Regions from separate parts of the Homo sapiens genome. Here region 2 is linked to region 1. A link is an interaction called in ENCODE POLR2A ChIA-PET data of the cell type or tissue named here. Cell type or tissue: GM12878. All regions are shown on one strand. Links, peaks and the distances in the headings refer to the core of each region. The heading gives the core; the rest is flanking DNA.

What was found. ChIA-PET counts read pairs that join two places held together with the same protein. Peaks named below come from ENCODE experiments on the same cell type or tissue, not always from the same donor. Only the 100,000 strongest peaks of a DNase experiment are listed, where the experiment ranks them.
Region 2: POLR2A ChIA-PET joins it to region 1 with 5 read pairs; 1 of 35 experiments calls an interaction of 5 or more read pairs at or near these places.

What each region holds. Positions count from the first base shown.
Region 1 is chr19:17,926,366-17,931,731 of GRCh38, reverse strand. No RefSeq gene overlaps it. Among named protein-coding and RNA genes, the nearest start is that of CCDC124, 4.0 kb to the left of the region's middle. RefSeq lists enhancers at 1,798-1,867, 2,498-2,597. In GM12878, for the core only: no CTCF peak of the experiment used is centred there; a DNase peak (open chromatin) is centred at 2,483; H3K27ac peaks cover 935 bases.
Region 2 is chr19:16,152,866-16,158,231 of GRCh38, reverse strand. HSH2D (hematopoietic SH2 domain containing) reads right to left here. Exons shown (of 6, transcript NM_001382417.1): 4 at 5,024-5,189; 5 at 3,741-3,833; 6 at 1-1,022. The coding sequence ends at 438. Among named protein-coding and RNA genes, the nearest start is that of HSH2D, 12 kb to the right of the region's middle. RefSeq lists an enhancer at 1-255. In GM12878, for the core only: no CTCF peak of the experiment used is centred there; a DNase peak (open chromatin) is centred at 2,281; H3K27ac peaks cover 1,656 bases.

The DNA of each region.
Region 1 (5,366 bases), core at 174-5,173:
GCTAAGGTGGGAGGATCGCTTGAGGCCAGGTGTTTGAAAGCAGCCTGGGCAACATTATGAGACCCCATCTCGACAGAAGATAAAAACATTAGCTGGGCGTGGTGGCATGCTCATCCTCCCATTCAAGAGAATCACTTGAGCCCAGAAGTTGGAGGGTGCAGTGAGGTATGATAGCGCCACTGCACTCCAGCCAGCCTGGGTGAAGGAACCTCTCTTAAAAAATACTAATAAAGGCCAGGCATGGTGGCTCACGCCTGTAATCCTAGCACTTTGGGAGGCCGAGCCAGGCAGATCACCTGAGGTCAGGAGTTTGAGACCAGTCTGACCAACATGGTGAAACCCTGTTTCTACTAAAAACACAAAAATTAGCTGGGCGTGGTGGCACATGCCTGTAATCCCAGCTACTTGGGAGGCTGAGGCAGGAGAATCACTTGACCCCAGGAGGCAGAGATTGCAATGAGCCGAGATCGTGCCATTGCACTCCAGCCTGGGCTACAGAGTGCAACTCCATCTCAAAATAAATAAATAAATAATAATAATAAAGGCCAGGCGTGGTGGCTTATAGCTGTAATCCCAGCACTTCAGGAGACTGAGGCGGGCAGATCACTTGGTGAGTAGTTCAAGACCAGCCTGGCTAACATGGTGAAACCCCATCTAAAAATTACCCAGGCGTGGTGGCATGCGCCTGTAATCCCAGCTACTTGGGAGGCTGAGGCAGGAGAATCGCTTGAACCTGGGAGGCAGAGGTTGCAGTGAGCTGAGATCACGCCACTGCACTGCAGCCTGGGTGACAGAGTAAGACTCTGTCTCAAAAGTAATAATAATAATAATAACAATAAAATAATAATCGTAATTGTGACTAAAAGATGTGCCTGGGGTTGAAATAGGGTTGTGGAGGCCCACAGCCTGGGTGATCAAAGAGGGCTTCTCAGAGGTGGTGGCATTTAAGGAGAGCTCTGAAGCTTGAGAAGGAAAGAGCTGAGTGAAAAAGAGAGGGAAAGGTGTTCTGGGCAGAGGGAACAGTATATGCAAAGGTGAGGAGGTGAATATAAAGTGAGGAAGATAAAAGTAGCCCTGGACCACACACAGTCAGCTAGCAGTTGGCCTGGCAGTCACAGCTAAACTGTAGAGTTTTTTGATTGACCAAACCAATTTCACGGAATGTCCACATCAGACAGGGACACTCAGACCAGTCACACTTGGCCGCAGAAAAACAAAACCCTTCCGTAATCGAGTCTTAGCACAGGTGAATACAAGAGCATTGTCCAAACCACAAAAATGGCCAAACCTCCCCATCTCCTGGCCAAAGGGCGTGACTGCTAGTTTTCGCCAATTCCCAGCAGGTTCCCCCGCCTTCTAGGTAAAAAGATTATTAAAGGCCGGGCGCGGTGGCTCACGCCTGTAATCCCAGCACTTTGGGAGGCCAAGGCAGGCAGATCACGAGGTCAGGAGATCGAGACCATCCTGGCTAACACGGTGAAACCCCATCTCTACTAAAAATACAAAAAATTAGCCGGGTGTGGTGGTGGGCGCCTGTAGTCCCAGCTGCTCAGGAGGCTGAGGCAGGAGAATGGCGTGAACCCGGGAGGCAGAGCTTGCAGTGAGCGGAGAACACACCACTGTACTCCAGCCTGGGGGACAGAGCAAGACTCCATCTCAAAAAAAAAAAAAGAGATTATTAAAATACTTAGAGAATTGTCCCACTAGCTGTTTGCATACAATCCAGGGCAGAATCCCACTCCCTTGAACTCTCCTCGAATCACCCCACAGTTGCCCTAGTTCTGTAACACGCTCCTTCTCACTTTCTCTTTCTGAGATAAACAGAACCCCTTCTGGTGTGTCTTCCTTCAATGCATTAATCCATAAACCCAGCTGGGTTTCACTGCAGCTGTTTTTCTGGTGGTATTTGACATCAACAGGACTGGATGTCCTACTGAGACTGGGCTGAGACCTTCCCTGCCACCAATCAGTACCCTGGACTCAGCAAAAGTGCACCCATCTGAGGTCAGGCACGGTGGCTCACGCCTGTAATCCCAGCACTTGGGGAGGCCAAGGAAGGCAGATCATCTGAGGTCAGGAGTTGAAGACCAGCCTGGCCAACAGGGTGAAACCCCGTCTCTACCAAAAATACAAAAAGTAGCTGGGCATGGTGGTGTGTGCCTGTAATCCCAGCTACTCAGGAGGCTGAGGCAGGAGGATCGCTTGAACCCGGGAGGCAGAGATTGCAGTGAGCTGAGACTGCACCACTGAACTCCAGCCTGGGTGACAGAGCAAGACTCTGTCTCAAAAAAAAAAAAAATAGTGTGCACATCTGAGACCCTTGTGTCTCTATCTGCTTAAGGTGATTCTGCCTGTGGCTGGAAGGTAAGTTAATGCTGACTGGAGCTTCAGTTATGATCTCATTAGGGCCCTTCTGTGTAGGGTTAATTTCGTTTACTATTCTAGGAATGAGTTTCTCCACGGCTTTTTGGTTTTCTGATCAGCCACTCTGTTCCTTGGTGAAATTGTTTTCTCTCTCGACACCTCCTCCTGTGGACTGTCTCTTGTACAGGGCTGTATGAGTTTCTGGTGGCTACAGTAGCAAATGACCACAAACTAGTGGTTTTGAAAACAACAGAAATTGGCTGAGCGTGGTGGCTCATGCCTGTAATCCCAGCACTTTGGAAGGCCAAGGCAGGTGGATCTCCTGAGATCAGGAGATCGAGACCAGCCTGACCAACATGGTGAAACCCCGTCTCTACTAAAAATACAAAAATTAGCCGGACATGGTGGTGTACGCCTGTAATCCCAGCTACTCAGGAGGCTGAGGCAGAAGAATCTCTTGAACCTGGGGGGCAGAGGTTGCAGTGAGCCGAGATAGTGCCACTGCACCGCAGCCTGGGAGACAGAGCAAGACTCTGTCTCAAAAAAAAAAAAGGAAACAATGCAAATCAATTCTCTCATAGTCCTGGAGGCTTCAAGTCTAAAATCAAGGTCTCACTTTGTTGCCCAGGTAAAAGTGGAGTGGTGCAATCTTGGCTCACTGCAGCCTCGACCTCCTGGGCTCAAGTGATCCTCCTGCCTCAGCCTCCCAAGTAGCTGGGACTACAGGCCTCACCACAAAGCCCAGCTAATTTTTGTATTTTTAGTAGAGACAGCGTTTCACCATGTTGGCCAGGATGGTCTTGATCTCTCAACCTTGTGATCCGCCCATCTCGGCCTCCCAAAGTGCTGGGATTACAGGTGTGAGCCACCGCACCCAGCCAATTTTTCTACTTTTTGTAGAGACAGGGTCTCACCATGTTGCCCAGGCTGATCTCGAATCCTGGGCTCAAGTGATCCTCCTGCCTCAGCCTCCCAAGTAGCTGGGACTACAGGCCTCACCACAGAGCCTAGCTAATTTTTGTATTTTTAGTAGAGACAGCGTTTCACCATGTTGGCCAGGATGGTCTTGATCTCTCAACCTTGTGATCCGCCCATCTCGGCCTCCCAAAGTGCTGGGATTACAGGTGTGAGCCACCGCACCCAGCCAATTTTTCTACTTTTTGTAGAGACAGGGTCTCGCCATGTTGCCCAGGCTGATCTCGAATCCTGGGCTCAAGTGATCCTCCTGCCTCGACCTCCCAAAGTGCTGGGATTGCACTGTGGGTCCATCGGGGGAAACGTCGATAAAGAGAGGACGGGCCTAGACTCAGTAAGTCACCCTTGAGTCAGTGTTGATGGCCAAAGTATTCCAAAGATCTCCTTGGACCACTGTCCTTTGGGCAACTTTTCACCATTTCAAAATCTTAGAAGGAAGCTGTGCGCAGTGTTGTGCTTCTGTAGTCCCAGCTACTCGGGAGGCTGAGGCAGGAGAATCGCTTGAGCCCGGGAGGCAGAGGTTGCAGTGAACCATGATCACAATACGGCACTCCAACCTAGGTGACAGAGCCAGATCCTGTCTCAAAAAAACAAAACCAAAACCAAACATGTCTCTCTCCAATGGTACCTCACACTGGGGACAATTTAGAATTTGAGTGGCCACTGTGAGACTTTTCCACTGGAGAGGAGACTTACAACGGAAAGACAAAATTCTCATGAGGCGATCATCTGTTGTGTTATTTATTTATTTATTTATTTATTTGAGACAGGGTCTCACTCTGTTGCTCAGGCTGGAGTGCAGTAGTGCAGTCATAGCTCACTGCAGCCTCGACCTCCCAGGCTCAAACGATCCTCCTGCCTCAGCCTCCCGAGTAGCTGGGACTACAGGTGTGTACCACCATACCTGGCTACTTGAAATGTTTTTTAAAAAATTGTGATAGGGTCTCCCTCTGTTGCCCAGGCTGGTCTCGAACTGCTGGGCTCAAGAGATCCTCCCACCTTGGCCTCCCAAAGTGCTGGGACTACAGGTGTGAGCCACCATGCCTGACTAATTTTTGTATTTTTAGTAGAGACGGGTTTTTGCCATGTTGGCCAGGCTAGTCTCGAACTTCTGACCTCAGGTGCTCCGCCCGCCTTGGCCTCCCAAAGTGCTGGGATTACAGGCGTGAGCCACCGCACCTGGCCAATTAATTATCTTTTGAAGATCCAATTTTTATGTTTGTCTAGAGCCCCCTTTATCTCCGTTCTTTTTCTTTCTTTTTTCTTCCTTCCTTTCCCTTTTTCTTTTCTTTTCTTTTCTTTCTTTTCTTTCTTTCTCTTTCCTTCCTGTCTTCCATCTTTCCTTCCTTTCCCTTTCTTTTCTTTCTGATCTCTCTCTCTCTCCTTCCTTCCTTTTCTTTCTCTCTTTCTCTTTCTTTCTTTCAATAGGAACATGGCAACATATTGAGACCTATAGGAAGAACTGTTCTTCTAACTTATTTTTTTTTTTGGCCTTCTCCATCCCTTTTCTCCTCACTTGGGAAACTTGAAAGATGACAGGCCAGCCACAGTGGCTCACGCCTGTAATCCTAGCACTTTGGGAGACCAAAGTGGGAAGATCACTTGAGGCCAGGAGTTTTGAGACCTGCCTGGACAAGATAGAGAGACCCCTGTCTCTACAAAAATAAAAAAAAAATCAGCTGGCGTGGTGGCAAGCTCGTCTTCCCAGCTACTCAAGAGGATTACTTGAGCCCAGGAGTTGGAGACTGCAGTGAGCCACCATTGCACTGCCTGCATGCACTCCAGCTTGAGCAACAGAGTGAGACCCTCGCTCAAAAAAAAAAAAAAAATCCTTACTGTGACCAAAAGATGTGTCTGGTGCTGAAATGGGTTATAGAGGCCCACAGCCTGGGTGATCACAGAGGGCTTCTCAGAGGAGGTGGCATTTAAGAGCACTCTGAAAATTGAGAAGGAAAGAGCTGAGTGAAGACAGGGAGGGAAAGGCATTCTGAGCAGCAGGAACAGCATATGCAAAGGCGAGAAGGTGA
Region 2 (5,366 bases), core at 168-5,167, 1.8 Mb after region 1:
ACAGAACAAACAGATGATATGGGAAAAGGGCTCGGATTCACCTGGCTTCAAATCCTGGTGCTGACACCCATAGCTCTGTGGCCTTGGTCACGCCTCTTATCCTCTCTGAACCTCAGTCTCTTCTTCAAAACATGGAGGATGACCCTCCCTGAGGGCCTTGCTCTGAGGCGTAAAATAATGAATAGAAGGTCTGGCACTGGGGCTGATGTATAGCTGGTGCCCCAAACCATCAGCGTCACTCTGATGATTGTTGCTAAAATAACCAGCTCACCCCATGGGTGAGTGCAGGAACAGACCCCAAAAACATCTTTATTCCATTTCCCGGGTTCCCGAAGACCCCCGGATGCCATGGTGTGGGGCCATGGAAGAAATGTTAAGGCATTCAGGAGTGTGGCAGCCCCTGGCAGCGAGTCCCAGAGCCAGGGTGGACCTGTTCTCTAGCAGTACCCAGGGGCAAAGGGTGGCGGTTGTTGGTACTCCTCCGGGAGCTGGTCGTTCTCAGGCTCTGCCAAGCCCTGGTGCTCTGGCTTGGACTCCTGGGAGGATAGGGCTCTCACTACCATTTGGTGCCAACTCCTGTCCCCTGGGGTCACCTCAATGCAGCTGACCGACCTCTCGGCCTTCCTGGTGGGGACCTTTCTGTCTTTTGGTGCCTGGGGCTGTGAGGGGCTTTTGAGAGATGTGGCCACACAGGGATCCGTGTAGCCTCTGTCCCCCGAGGTGGGATCCCCTGAGTGATCTTGGCTGCCTTTTCCGGTCCCAGGGCCTGAGATCACCGTGGATCTCCGGACATCCAAGAGTGACGACAAGTTCACAGTGGCGAGGTGGCTTTTTAGCTGCTGCCGGACCCTCTGGCCTCTCTCGGGGAGCATTTTGAGGCTCCTCCAGAGTTTCTGGCGGGTCTCTCCAAGAGGGGATTTTGGGGGGCAGGAGGAAGTGGCTTCCTTGGTGGTTATTCTGTTCATCTCTGCTGACGGCTTCCTTTCCTTTGATTGGTGACACAGGACTGGCTTTGGGGAGGCCTGAAAATGAGAGTAGGGGAGGCCTGGGGCAGCTTGCCCACCAGAGCACCATGTCTGTCCCAGAAATTGGAGCCTGGGTTCCACCCAGACACCCTGTGGCTGAGAAACGTCCCCGTGTGAACCCCCAAACCTGATCCCATGCCCCATCTTTCTCGTCTCAGTAAATGGCTTCACTGTCTCCCCCAGGGGTTGGCAAACTTGTTCTTCTTCCTTTTTTTTTTTTTGAGATGGAGTTTCACTCTGTCGCCCAGTCTGGAGTGCAGTGGCACAATCTCGGCTCACTGCAACCTCCACCTCCTGGGTTCAAGCGATTCTCCTGCCTCAGCCTCCCAAGTAGCTAGAACCAAAAGCACACCACCACGCCTGGCTAATTTTTGTATTTTCAGTAGAGACATGGTTTCACCATGTTGGCCCTGGTGGTCTTGAACTCCTTACCTCAGGTGATCCACCCACCTCGGCCTCCCAGAGTGCTGGGATTACAGATGAGAGCCACCGCACCTGGCCTGGCAAACTTCTTTTACAAAGAGTCAGAGAGTAAATATTTCAACTTTGCAGGCTGTACCATCCGTCTCAATTATGTAGCTCTGCTGTTGTAGCGGATGCCAGAGGTCACACGTGAACCAATGAGCGTGCCTGGGTTCTAATATAGCTTTATTGATAAACATGGAAATATGAATTTTATCTGATTTTCACAGGTTACAAAATACTATCTTTACAAAAATGTGGGGCCAGGTGTGATAGCTCATGCCTGTAATCCCAGTGCTTTGGAAGGCTGAGGCAGGAGGATTTTTTGAGGCCAGGAGTTTGAGACCTGCCTGGGCAATGTAGTGAGACCCCATCTCTACAAATCTTTTTTTTTTTTGAGAGGGTCTTGCTTTGTCACCCAGGCTGGAGTGCAGTGGTGCAATCATGGCTCACTGCAGCCTCGACCTCCCAGGCTCAAGCAATCCTCCCACCTCAGCCCCCAGAGTAGCTGACTACAGGCGTGCGCCACCATGCCTGGCTAATTTTTTTATTTTTTGTGGAGACGGGCTTGCTGTGTTGCCCAGGCTGGTCTCAAAGTCCTGGCCTCAAGCAATCCTCTCCTCTCAGCCTCCCAAAGCACTGGGAATACAGGTGTGAGCCACTACGCAGACCAAATATCCATGTTTCTTTCCACACCTGGGCTCTCATTTTTGTCCCTCCCACCTTGACACTGTCCTCCACCCCCACCTCACTTCCTCCTTCTTTCCATCTCCACCAGTGCCCAGGAAAGCCCCTTCTGCAGCCAGTAGCCACAGGAAACATTTAAAACCACCAGTTCCGGCCAGGTGTGGTAGCTCACGCCTATAATCCCAGCACTTTGGGAGGCCGAGGTGAGCGGATCATGAGGTCAGGGGTTTGAGACCAGTCTGGCCAACATGGTGAAACCCCGTCTCTACTAAAAATACAAAAATTAGCACGCACCTGTAGTCCCAGCTACTCAGGAGGCTGAGGCAGGAGAATCGCTTGAACCTGGGAGGCGGAGGTTGCAGCGAGCCTAGACTGTGCCATTCCACTCCAGCTTGGTCGACAAAGCAAGACTCCGTCTCAAAAAAAAAAAAAAAAAAAGTCCTCCCATGCATACACTCTCCTTTGGCTCCTCCCTGGTGCAACTGGACTAGAATCCCAGCTCCTCACCTTGGCTCCAAGGCCCTGCACTATTGGCCCTTCCTGACCCTGGGGCTTCAACTTCTGACAATCTCTCTCTCACTAACCCCAATCCATCTATATGCTGGCTTTTTTTGTTCTGTTTTCCAAACACACCAAGCCCCAGGACTTTTGCAAGTGCCATTCCCGCTGCCTGGAATGTCCTCCCTGTGTCTGTGTGTATGACTGGCTCCTCCTCACCTTGCAGATCTCAGCTATAAGCCACCTCCTCTAGGAAGCCTTCCCTGACTGCCTTCCCCCACTTGCACCCCCCACCTCCACTGATGTCCATCACACCAGCCTGTTTCATTTGTACCACTGTCATAACTTCCCCTGCTGGGCAGGGGGCTTGGAGAGCACTTAGACTTCAACCTAGGGGTGCCTAAAGGTCTCCCAAACCCCAAGATGCTGTGATACATTCATTCATCTACTCCACAGATTCATTAGTTAAGCACCTTCAATATGGCAGGTCCTTTCAGAGGGGTGGGAGAAGCAAAGGCAAACAAGCCAGATGGAGTCTCCAGTCTCTCAGAGCTCACAGTCTGACTGGAAAGGCAGCCAGGGAGCATGTAAACCCATAAGTAAATAGGATTTTGAGGAACACTTTTGGGAAGTCCGCTGCAGTGAATAAACAGGGTAATGTGAAGGAGAATCCAGAAGGTGTTGCTTTAGGTCTGGGGCCTGGGGAAGGAGGCACTTGAAGGAGAAATGAATGAAGACATGGGAAATCTAGGGGCAGGGCACACAGTTTGTGCAAAGGACCTGAGGTGGGGCCGGCACACGCAGAGACCCCGAGGCTAGCTTGGTGTGTCTGAACAACAGACGGTATGGCAGCAGGGCTGGCGCTGGGTAGGTGACAGGCAGAAAGAGGACCTCAGATTGTAGTTTGAATTTTAATCTCGGTGTTGCAAAAGCACTGGAAAGGTTTAAAGCACCAAGCTGTAGGATCGCATTCTCATTCTAGAAGGAGCCTCCTCTGGAAGCTGTTGACCACCTCCACTCCTGCCCCTCAGCCAGGTGGGAGGTGCCAGCCTCCTGTCATATACATACCTCCTCAGGGGCAGACACCGGGCAGGCAGCTTCCTCGGCCACTGCGTTGGAGTAGAGGAAGAGATCCTCGTAATCCACGTTTGCGGGATCCTTCTGCAGGGCGGAAGGGGCCTGTAGCTCAGCACTAGGGAGGGGGAAAGGTCCTGCACGGACCCTGGAAGGCAGGTCTCAGGGACCATCCCTTGAATAGCAGTTTCTTAGTACCTAGGCCACGCCCACTAAGCGTTATAAGAAAATATGCCCCACCCACAGCCATTTCTTAGGGATTGGGACACACCCACTGAGCCTTCTAAAGAAAGATGCCCCGCCCATAGCACGTTCTTGGGAGCTAGGCCACACCCACTGAGCCTTCTAAGGAAAGATGCCCCGCCCACAACAGTTTCTTGGGCGCTAGGTCAGGCCCACTGAGTCCTATAAGGAAAGATGCCCCACCCACAGCAGTTTCTTGGGAGCTAGGCCACACCCACTGAGCCTTCTAAGGAAAGATGCCCCACCTACCACAATTTCTTGGGAGCTAGGCCAGGCACACCAAGCCCTATAAGGAAAGATGCCCTGCCCACAGCAGTTTCTTGGGGACTAGGCAACACCCACTGAGCCTTCTAAGGAAAGATGCCCCGCCCACAGCAGTTTATTGGGAGCTAGGCCACACCCACTGAGCCTTCTAAGGAGAGATAACCCCCCTCAGCAGTTTCTTAGGGGCTAGGCCACGCCCACTGGGCCTTCTAAGGAAACATGCCCTGCCCACAGCAGTTTATTGGGAGCCAGGCCACCCACTGAGCCTTCTAAGGAAAGCGTATTGGGAGCCAGGCCACGCCCACCGAGCTTCTAAGGAAAGATGCTCCACCCACAGCAGTTTATTGGGAGCCAGGCCACACCCACTGAGCCTTCTAAGGAAAGATGCTCCACCCACAGCAGTTTATTGGGAGCCAGGCCACACCCACTGAGCCTTCTAAGGAAAGCGTATTGGGAGCCAGGCCACGCCCACCGAGCCTTCTAAGGAAAGATGTCATTCCTTCAGATGAGCCAAGATTATACCTGGCACATGAACCCTTATAAAAAATCAGCCTGTTGACATGGGCCTGGAGGGCGGAGCCATGGGGAAGCAGGAACCACAACGGAGACCGCTGTGGGGGGCAGAGGGACTACTGGGGTGGGGCCGGAGGGGCCAAGGACCATGAGAGTGACAGAATCAAGAGGAGCTGATGGGGGCGTGGGAAACAAAGGGGTCTGGGGGGCTTGGCCCCAAGGAAATGGCTGTGAACCTTGTGGGTCCCCGCCCTCACCTGCCTGCAGGGCTGTGTCAGCAGCTCCCTGCGCGGCTCAATTGGCTTCTGCTGGTGGAAGGTGACCAGGGCGTCCAGCGAGGTGTGGGCCACCTTCTCCCCGGGGATCATGAAAGTCCCATCATCCAAGAGCTTCACCATGAAATGGCAGCAGCTGCTTTGGGCTCTGCGGAGACACTGCGGGGGCTGGGACATCCTACTCCCCCTCATCCCTGCCCCAAGTCCCCAGCCCTTGGGCCGGCAGCGTCACTGCTACAGCCAGACTACCCCAGGTTCCCATGCAGGCTTCTTCACTCACTGGCCATGCAACACCCAGCAGGTTACTAACCTCGCTGTGCCTCAG